2 separate regions of the Homo sapiens genome follow, and region 1 is linked to region 2. Evidence: read pairs that join two places in POLR2A ChIA-PET (ENCODE). Cell type or tissue: K562. All regions are shown on one strand. Links, peaks and the distances in the headings refer to the core of each region. The heading gives the core; the rest is flanking DNA. Region 1 overlaps NR6A1 (nuclear receptor subfamily 6 group A member 1). Region 2 overlaps ADGRD2 (adhesion G protein-coupled receptor D2).

Region 1 (5,366 bases), core at 288-5,287, 64 kb after region 2:
GCCACAACTGGGTGGGAGGGGGAGATGGATCCCAGTTCTGTGAAGAAAGTGTAAGGGCTGCTACTTTCCCCTCTCCAACTTTCATGGATAGGGGCACCTTTTTTTTTTTTGAGACGGAGTCTCGCTCTGTCGCCCAGGCTGGAATGCAGTGGTGCAAACTTGGCTCACTGCAAGCTCCACCTCCCTGGGTTCACGCCATTCTCCTGTCTCAGCCTCCCAAGCAGCTGGGACTACAGGCGCCCGCCACCATGCCCGGCTAATTTTTGTATTTTTAGTAGAGACGGGGTTTCACCATGTTAGCCAGGATGGTCTCAATCTCCTGACCTCGTGATCTGCCTGCCTCAGCCTCTCAAAGTGATGGGATTACAGGGGTGAGCCACCGCACCCGGCCAGGGGCACCTTTTCTTTTCTCCTTCTTGGTGCCCTGGAATCCCATGACTTCCAGTATTTTGAATTGGCCAATAAAGGTCATTTATTGAAATGTCTATTTAAATACAAACTAAGCATTATAAGACTTTTTTTTTTTTTTTTTGAGACGGAGTTTCGCTCTTGTCGCCCAGGCTGGAGTGCAATGGCACAATCTCAGCTCACTGCAACTTCCACCTACCAGGTTCAAGCGATTCTCCTGCCTCAGCCTCCCAAGTACCTGGGATTACAGGCATGCGCCACCACACCTGGCTAATTTTTGTATTTTTAGTAGAGACAGGGGTTCTCCATGTCAGTCAGGCTGGTCTCGAACTCCCAACCTCAGGTGATCCACCTGCCTCGGCCTCTCAAAGTGCTGGGATTACAGGCATGAGCCACGTGCCTGGCTATAAGACTTTTCATATGGATTAACAAGGCAGAAAGTCATCTCAGCAGATCATCTGTCTTGATTTTAGGGGTCAGAAAATATGGTCACCCTGTGCTCCAGGTCTGCAGAGTAAATGAGTAAAAAGTGTGCTTGGACAGGCCCCAGAACAGCAGGGAGACAACCCACTCTGGACAGGGAGGTTTTAAGGATACTGGACAGCTGGGATAAAATTTTATGCCAGAAAATGACAAAGAGAATAGCTCAGTCTTTTAGTCCTATCCTTTCAACATCTCACCACATCTCAGACGGAGTCAAAGAACCTAAGCTTTTCAGGCAGGCAGGCATATGCTCAAATCTAAGGCTCTGGATTCAAATCCCAAACCCTTATGGGAAAGTCTCTCTGAATTTCAGTTTTCTCATCTATAAAATAGGCACAACACCACCTATAAGGCTGGAGGCTGCGAGAAAGAAAGAAGACAATTAAAAATATCTAGTCTAGACCGGGCGCAGTGGCTCACGCCTGTAATCCCAGCACTTTGGAAGGCAGGCGGATCATGAGGTCGGGAGGCCGAGACTATCCTGGCTAACACGGTGAAACCCCATCTCTACTAAATATACAAAAAATTAGCCGGGCGTGGTGGCGGGCCCCTATAGTCCCAGCTACTTGGGTGGCTGAGGCAGGGGAATGGCATGAAACCGGGAGGCGGAGCTTGCAGTGAGCCAAGATTGCACCACTGCACTCCAGCCTGGGTGACAGAGCCAGACACCGTCTCAAAAAAAAAAATCTAGCCTAATGCCTGGCACACTATAGGCACCAAAATGACCCCTAGGTCTCTTTCTTGGATTGTAAACTCCAGTTCAGAGCCTCTCTTGCCTTGTAGGCAGAATTTATATTTTTATTTTTCCTGGATGCGTTATCTCAGTAATCCAAGTATAATAAAGATCAGCTGGGTGCAGTGGCTCACACCTGTAATCCCAGCACTTTGAGAGGCTGAGACGGGTAGATCACTTGAGGTCAACAGTTTGAGACCAGTCTCGCCAACATGGTGAAACCTCGTCTCTACTAAAAATACAAAAATTAGCCAGGTGTGGTGGCAGGCACCTGTAATCCCAACTACTTGGGAGGCTGAGGCAGGAGAATCACTTGAACCCGGGAGGCAAGAGTTGCAGTGAGCCAAGACTGCGCCACTACATTCCAGCCTGGGCGACAGAATGAGACTCTGTCTCAAAAAATAAATTAATTTAAAAAAAATTACAGCTTAGCATTCTGCTAAGCTTGAATGCATAAAATGTATTCCTAACAACCATCTTACTGGGGAAATTGTGTTATCACCCCATTTTACCAGTTCAGAACCTGAGGATCAGAGACTTGGCCAAGGTCACAAATCTAGTCAGTGGCAGAGTGAGGATTCAAATCCAGGCCTATGAGGTGTAGTGCCTATCCTCTGAAGGGCCAGGCAACTCTGCCTTACAGGGATGACAATTGTTTGGTTGTTTGGTATTTCCTCCCCAGCCAGGAGGCCTCACCTGTGTAGTTCTTCATCGGAGGGCGAGTACTTGGCAGTGACATCAGCCAGTTCCCCAAAGATCTGCTTGCTGTAAACGGTGAGGGAAGACAGCAGGATTAGCTCCTGCCACGTAGAGCTCAAGAGGCACGTGTAATCCTTGATTGAGAGCTCGCAGAAGAAAGGCAGTTTCTTGATCCAGGCAATCTGCCTAAAGAGCAGCTCGTCGGCCAGGCGGCAAAGCAGGGCAAATAGTTCTGCCTGTGTCACAGCGTATCTGAGGGGCAGGGACAGGGGAAAGTCACTTCCATTGGTCAGAGGGTGAGGATAAGGGTACAGAGAGAAGGTAGTCCCAAGGGCACAAAGGGACCCTGGCAATGGGCTCCTTGCTCCATGCCCACGGGTCTCCAGTTCCATTCAGTGTGATTTTCTGATAAAGGGGGAAGGCTGAGGCCAGCAGCAAGTTCAGGGCTGGAGAGGCGGGTCTGGTGAGGAAAGGCTGCTAAGGGGAAAGGAGACTTAGAAATGTGTGCAATTGGCTGGGTGCAATGGCTCATGACTGTAATCCCAGCACTTGGAGGCCACTTGAGTTCAGGAGTTCGAGACCAGCCTGGCCAACATGGTGAAACCCCATCTCTACTAAAAATACAAAAATTAGCCGGGCGTGGTAGCACATGCCTGTAATCCCAGCTACTCGGGAGGCTGAGGCAGAGGCAGAAGAATCACTTGAACCTGAGAGGCGGAGATTGCAGTGAGCTGAGATTGCGCTAATGCACTTCAGCCTGGGTGACAGAGCAAGACTCTGTCTAAAAAAAAAAAAAAAAGAAATGTGTCCAATTGTCAGGGAATATGACTTTTATTGTTGGTGTTCTCTAATGTTCCATGTCTTAGAGAAAATCCAAGTCACTCCTGTTCAAGTTCTGGCAATGGAACTCTAATGGGGTGGATCTGATGCCCACCTAACAAAGGAACTGGCACAAAAATAAGCCTCGCGTCCAGACCACTGAAGGAAAGAGAACAAGTTCAGAAGATTTTTCTGCTCTCACTCCACCCCCTGGTGGTGAGTTCAGGAACCAGCATTGCTCAGCCTTTCCTTTAAGCTAAAACTGGAATAAAAGCCGGCTTTGAGACCACAGACTCACAGACCCAAGAGTTTCAGCTTTCTTCCTCTCAAGGCCCCTTGCCAAGACTTTTCCTCACACTCCCACATCTAAATTTTTTTTTTTTTTTTTTTTGAGACGGAGTCTCACTCTGTCACCCAGAGCTGGAGTGCAGTGGCGCAATCTCGGCTCACCGCAACCTCAGCTCGCTGCAACCTCCACCTCCTGGGTTCAAGCAATTCTCCTGCCTCAGCTTACTGAGTAGCTGCGATTACAGGCGTGTGCCACCACACCCAGCTAATTTTTGTATTTTTAGTACACACGGGGTTTCACCATGTTGGCCAGCTCGTCTGGAACTCGTGACCTGGTGATCCGCCCACCTAGGCCTTCCAAAGTGCTGGGATTACAGGCATGAGCCACCACGCCCGGCTTCCTACATCTAGATTTACAAAGGGTTTGTGTGACCTCCTTGTGGGTAGATATTTTAATCTCCTCTTCTGAAACTGGAGACTAGCTTAAGAAATCTCAGGATACCTTCCTGGGAGGTCTAAGCTTGATAACACTCAAATCGTTTATGCTCTAGGCCAAAGGAGTAATGGATGCAGCAATGGGTAGGCCCGAAGGCTGAACTGTTATCTCCTCAGGTAGAAGTGACTAAAGACTGAAAGAATACTCCTTCTACCCACTCAAGCCTGCACTTAAAGTGGTCACATGCCACCAGGCTAGCCATGGGGATGCTGGTGAGGGGTGCAGACAGGCTACAACCAGCCAGGGCTTTGTGAAGGAGCCTATATCCGATATATAACTATTCCCAGAATTACTGCTCATCTCTAGCATGGAAGTGCTCTGACCCATCCCAGCACCTGGCTTACCTAGGCCCAAGCAGAATCAAAGGCCCTTCTATCTCAATTCCATAGGAACTGGAAAGTAACCTCAACTCTATGAGAAAGGATGCTTAAGGAAAAAATAAGGGATCACTGGTTTCAAAGATAAGCACAGATTTGTCCCCTGACACTTGAGTCATTATCCCCCCAACTCATTCTGAAGCCACGGGTATAGGAGCCAGGGACGCGAGTGGGTGTGGGGTAGGGACACTTTGAGACTGCAAGGGGCCAAGAAGGGCGGAGCTCACTCACCCATCTTCAATCAACATGGGCGTGCCCAATGGTTCCAGGTCCTCGGCTGATAACAGCTGGTGAATCAGACTGTATGACTGGGGATCCAGGCTGCGAGCTTGTTGGGGCAGAAGTGGTGAGTGGCCAGAATAGCTAAAAAGGTGCGGTATATATTGGTAATGTGGAGGCACAGACATTCCCATGTACTGTTCCCTGAAGGCCATGAATCCATTCAGTTCCACAGACCTACTGGAGAGAAAAGTCTTGCGTCAAACAGAGCCATGGCAAGTCTAGTAATTACTCAAAGGAAGTGAGCCAGAAGGTGACTTTAGGTATTCTTTGAACATGAGGTATGTGTCTTCATCAAGCCAGGGGGCATAATTAATAGTTAAATTCATGTCTCTCCTACTAGATTCCCATCTGTAAGACAAAGACTCTATGGGTATATGAATGTTGGGGTCGCCACTGGACACTCAGTGCATGGCAGAGTAGGTAATGAATAAATATTGGTTGAATGAATTCTTTGTATAGGTGCCATGTCTGGACAGTTTTTTAACAGATACTTGTAGACTATGATGACAAAGTAGGTATTTATATTATAATACTGCTAGGAAAACTAAGGCACAGACAGGCTAAGTCCTGGCTAGGCCACAAAACAAATCCAGCATCTAGCAAGGAACCCGGCATGTGGCAACAACCCCCTAAATAGTCCAAGGAAAGAACAAACGAAGGGGCACCTGAATGGGATAAAAGCTTTAATTAAATATGAAGACAAAGGTAGATTTTTGCCTTCCTTTCCTTTCTTGGAGAAAGCTAACCACTCTGTCAACTAATTAAAAAAAAAAAAAAAACC
Region 2 (5,366 bases), core at 48-5,047:
GACCCCATCTCCCAAGTGCCGCTACCCTACTTCATGCCACCTCTGTCTCTGAGAACAGGGGGGGCAACAAAGTCCAGTCAAAGGTTCTGGCTCCCTCTAAGTCCTGCTGAGCCATGGTCCCGGCCCTCAGCTCCCACCCCGCTCCAGGCACGTACAGGTGCTGCTCTCCCTGGAGCCCTGCGGGGAGCTCCCCAGGCCTCCCAACCCCCGTCAGCCCTGCCTGCCCTCCTACAGGGCCACGGTGAAGCCCGTGCTGGTCCTGCTGCCCGTCCTAGGCCTGACCTGGCTGGCAGGCATCCTGGTGCACCTGAGCCCCGCCTGGGCCTACGCTGCCGTGGGCCTCAACTCCATCCAGGTACCTCCAGCCCCAACCTTCTGGGACTAGGCCCTGACATGCACGAAAGCTCAGAGGGGACGACTAGGGTGTCAGGGCCTGGGAGGGTGAGCTCTCCATCATGGGAGACATTCAACAGCAACTGGGACATCCTATCTAAGAAGGGGTTTTGAGGGTGGCAGTGGGAACAGGCAACCTCCAATCAACCAGCGGTTCGTGCAGGAGGCTCACGGGGCCCCTCTGCCAGCTGGGAAGGCTGAGACCCAGAAAGAGGGTGTTAAGGCTCACTGTGCTTGGACACTCAGGGTCCGGCAGAAATTCCAGCCCCTTGGCCAGTGCCAGAGCCACTTAGTTCTTGCCAGAAAGCTGGGGAGGGGACACAGGGCATCAGTCACCTCCCCCTTGGGGTCTGCGGCCTGCTGGGATAGCAGTTTAGAAGAGGGTTTGGTGAGGAGGCCAGTTCATGAGGCCACAGGAAAGGGCCCGGGCTTCCCGGGTCTCTTGGGGCCTGTGTGCTAGAACCACAGGGAGAGGGCCAACTAGGTCCCTCTCGGGGGATTGGCAGGTCTGTGGGGGGCCAGAACATTAACTGAAGTGACAGCCAGGGGGCTGGGTGCTGGGAGTCAGGGAGGCCCTTCCTGGCCCCTCGTTTTCCCTCGACCTCCCTGGACCACCCCCCAGGCACCTCTCCCTGTCACCTGCACCTCCTGCTCCCTGCTTGCCCAGCCCGGGTCCCTCTCAGGGCCAAAAGGTGGGTGGGCAAGGGCCCAGGCTGGACTGTGCCAGGCTCAGGAAGTCAGGTGCGAACTCCACCCAGGGTCCATGTGTCCTCCAAGCTGGGGACCCTCCATCTTTTCCTTGAAGAAGGAGAGCCAAGGTGGTAACAGCCACTCACAGTGCCTGGGTGCTCCCTCTGAGCCCCAGGCCAGGCTCCTATTTGTATCTCCCAATAAGCCTTGTAAGTGGGGAAACTGAGACCTCATGAGGTCACTTGCCCAAGGCCCCCCAGGAGGCAGCAGCAGCGGGGGCACCACTCCAGAGTCTGCGTTCTCAGCCACAGGGCATCCAGCTATGACCACAGATGGGTCCTGGCTGGTCCCTGGGAGCATGCTTGGACCCAGTTACTCATTCATCCATGTGCTCTTCATGGCTCGCCCAGTGTGTGCCAGGCACTGTGCTGGGTGCCAGGCCGCAGCAGCAGAAGAGGCAGCAAAAAGCCCCTGTATTTGTGGAGCTGCCCTTGGTAGAGCAGGCAGACCATGGCCACGATGAAGAAATGAAGTGTTCAGTGAGGGGACGAGGCAGGAAGCCCTCTTCCAAGCCCCACGCCCCCCAGGGCTTCATGGCTGGGTTCAGTCTGGCTGGGCCCCTGGCGAGGCTTCTCCACCTGTCACACGGTGGGGCAGGTGGTGGCATCTTGTTGCCATGGCGATTCCTCCAGCTCTTTGCCAGGTGCCCCTCTCCACATCATAGGGGGTTGGATTCCTGATGCTCTCCATCCTCACCTGTGCCCCTCGGGTGGGCAGAGACACAGCCATGGGGCAATGCCACCGTCAGCCATGGGGCAATGCCACCGTCAGCCATGGGGCAATGCCACCGTCGCACCGTCTCAGATCCCTCCCTTCAGTTCTCATTCTTTCCTCTCTGTCCCAATCTTCATCTCTGAATCTTCTCTGGTTCTGTCTCTCAGGCTCCCCCTCTGTCACTGTCCCCCTCTCCCTGTGCCCTTCTCACCCTCTGGCCATGGATGTTTTTTCTGGCACTGACCCCACCTGGCTCTTCCTGGGCATGTCTTCATGTTTCTCCACTTCTCTCCTCAGTCTCTCTGACACTGGTTTGTTTTTTTGTTTGTTTGTTTGTTTGTTTTTTGTTTGTTTTTTGTTTTTGTTTTGTTTTTGTTTTTGTTTTGTTTTGTTTTGTTTTGTTTTTTGGAGATGGAGTCTCGCTCTGTCGCCCAGGCTGGAGTGCAGTGGCATGATCTTGGCTCACTGTAACCTCTGACTCCCAGGTTCAAGCGATTCTCCTGCCTCAGCCTCCTGAGTAGCTGGGATTACAGGCACCTGCCACCACGCCTGGATAATTTTCTTATTTTTAGTGGAGACGGGGGTCTCACCATGTTGCCCAGGTTGGTCTTGAACTCCTAACCTCAAGTGATCCTCCCGCCTCGGCCTCCCAAAGTGCTGGGATTACAGGCATGAGCCACCGCACCCAGCCCTCTGACACCAGTCTTTTTATCTCTGCCTCTCCATCTCCCTGTGCATGACACTCTCTTGTCTCTGCCTAAAGCAGCCTCAGATTACCCTTGGGACGGTCACCCGGTGAAGGCAAGGAGAGGCTGCCTTAGGCAGGAGCTCAAAAGGCAGGAGTGGGGTCTGGGCCCCGCCGCTGACAGTCACATGACCCTCTTAGGCTCAGAGCCCTGTTCTCTCAGTCAGTCCCTCTCCCCAGGCCCGGCCTTTCCCTTCACCTCTCCTTTGGTCTCTCCCTGTCTCTCTGTGTCCACCAAGGTCTCTCTGTGTTTTCCCCTCACACTCCACCTCCATCCCTGTCCCTCTCTCACTCTCCGTCAGTCTTGGGCATAAGCTAGGTACATCCCACTTTTAGGAGGGTGACCAAGTGACCAGGGAGGAGGCCTGGGACTCAGGGATGAGACTCTGCCCAACCTCATTCACTCTCTAGGAGTAATTTGTGTCCTTCTGGCCACTGTGCCGGGTTGTGTCAAGGGAGAGCAAAGCCTCACTTCTATAACCAGCCGTAGCTCACACTTGCCCTGGTGGACAGAGCCTTGTTGTGAGGCCTGGAGAAGTGGCACCAGGCCTCCGTTTCTACGTCTAACCAAAGGGGATCAGATTCCCACCCTCCTCATGGGATCATCGTGGAGTTCAGCTGACGTAACATTTGCCAAGGCTACGCACAATCCCTGGCACGTGCTAGGAGCCCCACGAGTGTGAGCTCATTTGTTTTGTTCAGTTGTTCAACACGCACTCCCCTAGCACCTCCCCATGCCAGGGCTGGCCTGCACGCTGGGGGACATGGAGATGCCCAGGGCCAAAGAATTCTGTGACATTCTCAGCCTGAGGGAGAGACAGACATCAAAGCCACACAACCACAGTGTGTCATGACTGAGGCCGAGAGACAAGGGGCCTTGGTCAAGGCAGTGTGGGGACAGAGGAACAACTCATCGGAGGCAGAATGGGCCACCTGGAGAGGGTCACTCTCAGCCAAGACCTGACGGCTGTATGGAGAGGCGGAAAAGAATGTTTTAAACCAGGGGAGGGGGCATGGTGGGGTCAAATGGTGGGGAGACATGAGGGGTAAGGCTGGCGAGAAATGGGGCAGGAGGGAGTGTGGGGGGCAGACAGAGTGGGGTCCTCAAAGCTGTTGTAAAGAGCTCAGACTTGGCCAGGTGTGGTGGCTCACGCCTGTAATCCCAGCACTTTGGGAGGCCGAGGCGGGTGGATTACCTAAGGTCAGGAGTTCGAGACCAGCCTGACCAATATGGTGAAACCCTGTCTCTACTAAATACAAAAAATTAGCTGGGTGTGGTGGCACATGCCTGTAGTCCCAGCTACTTGGGAGGCTGAGGAAGGAGAATCGCTTGAACCCAGGAGTTGGAGGTTGCAGTGAGCCGAAATTGTGCCATTGCACTCCAGCCTGGGCAATAAGAGTGAAAACTCTGTCTCAAAAAAAAAAAAAAAAAAAAAAGAGCTCAGATTTTGTCCCAGGGGTAGTTGGGAGCCATGCAGGGCGTCAGGCAGGTGCTGGTGTTCTTGGGTTCGCATTTGGAAAGATGCCTTTGGGTGGTAAGGAGTGGGTAGAAGGAAATGGGATGGAGAAGGCAGTGCAGAGGCTACAGAGAAAGATCAGGCTGGGCCTGGAGACCTGGGAGGCTTTGGGGTCTGTCTTGGAGAATGGGGGTGGTGGTATCATCTCAGTTGGTGCCTGGACACCAGGGGGACCAGTCAGGCTCTTGGACTCCAGCTTTCAGCCCTGGGAGGCTGGAAGGCCCCAAGGAATTCCAGGCCCCCACCTGTGTCCTCCCGCCTGGGCCGCAGCACAGAAGCAGCTGCCTGTGACACTGCCTAGGAGGGATCCCAGGACAGCCTCAGGGCTGGGCCACACTGGAGCTTAGGATCCATTCCTCTGCCCCCCACCCACAGCTCCTGGTCCCTCTCCATCAAATGGGGAGAATGAATCCACCCCCACCACAGACCTGCTGTTAGGGTCAAGTGAGAGACCAAATGTGATGGTGCAGGGAGGGTGGTGAGGCCCTCTTGGTCCCACGGTGTGGGGAGAGAGAGCCAGCTCCTCCCCAGCCACGGTGTGAGTCCCTCACAGGCAGCACCTCCCATCCCCTCAGAACCCAAGTCCCGGCCTCATCTCCCCTTTCCAGATGAAAAGACAGAGGCTCAGGGAGGTGAAGGCCACTCAGCTAGAGGCACAGTGAGAAGGCACTCACAGGGCTGTTGTCCCAGGACCTGACTTGGCCTTGGAGCCTCAGGAAGGTGTGCCCCTCCCAACCCCACCACATAGCATGGCGAGGCGGTGAGGATGGGACAGGCCCAGCGTGGGGCACAGAGGACTGGAGTCAGAGGCTGCCTGGTGAGCAGAAGCTGAAGGCTGGGGTTGCACTGGGCAAAGCCCCTTCTGGTCCCCTGGCCTGCTAAATGCCACAGCTACTCCTCCGCAGGCGGGCACGAGGGCAGGGCCGACTTCGTGCCCATCAGCCTGTCTCTGGGTATCTCTGCAAGTGTCTCTGCCACTGGGAGGCGCCGGGACCCCAGGCAAGGCCAGGCTGTGGGGGATGGGGTAGGAGGCTCCGGGCTGAGGCACTCGCTGGGTCTGTCCTCAGGGGCTGTACATCTTCCTGGTTTATGCTGCCTGCAATGAGGAGGTGAGTCTGGGGGTGCCGGCTGCAGGGAGAGGGGTCCAAGGGGTAGGGAGGGTCCCCAGCCTGACCTCCAAGTATTCCCCCAGGTGCGGAGCGCCCTGCAGAGGATGGCTGAGAAGAAGGTGGCCGAGGTGCTCAGGG

The links. ChIA-PET counts read pairs that join two places held together with the same protein. Peaks named below come from ENCODE experiments on the same cell type or tissue, not always from the same donor. Only the 100,000 strongest peaks of a DNase experiment are listed, where the experiment ranks them.
Region 1: POLR2A ChIA-PET joins it to region 2 with 5 read pairs; 3 of 35 experiments call an interaction of 5 or more read pairs at or near these places.

What each region holds. Positions count from the first base shown.
Region 1 is chr9:124,533,558-124,538,923 of GRCh38, forward strand. NR6A1 (nuclear receptor subfamily 6 group A member 1) reads right to left here. Exons shown (of 10, transcript NM_033334.4): 6 at 4,535-4,762; 7 at 2,321-2,575. Among named protein-coding and RNA genes, the nearest start is that of NR5A1, 29 kb to the left of the region's middle. RefSeq lists an enhancer at 2,156-2,656. In K562, for the core only: a CTCF peak has its summit at 3,359 (motif pointing left); a DNase peak (open chromatin) is centred at 3,354.
Region 2 is chr9:124,470,260-124,475,625 of GRCh38, forward strand. It overlaps ADGRD2 (adhesion G protein-coupled receptor D2), which reads left to right. Exons shown (of 25, transcript NM_001395425.1): 20 at 235-355; 21 at 5,187-5,228; 22 at 5,312-5,356. Among named protein-coding and RNA genes, the nearest start is that of ADGRD2, 22 kb to the left of the region's middle. In K562, for the core only: no CTCF peak of the experiment used is centred there; a DNase peak (open chromatin) is centred at 2,642; H3K27me3 peaks cover 863 bases.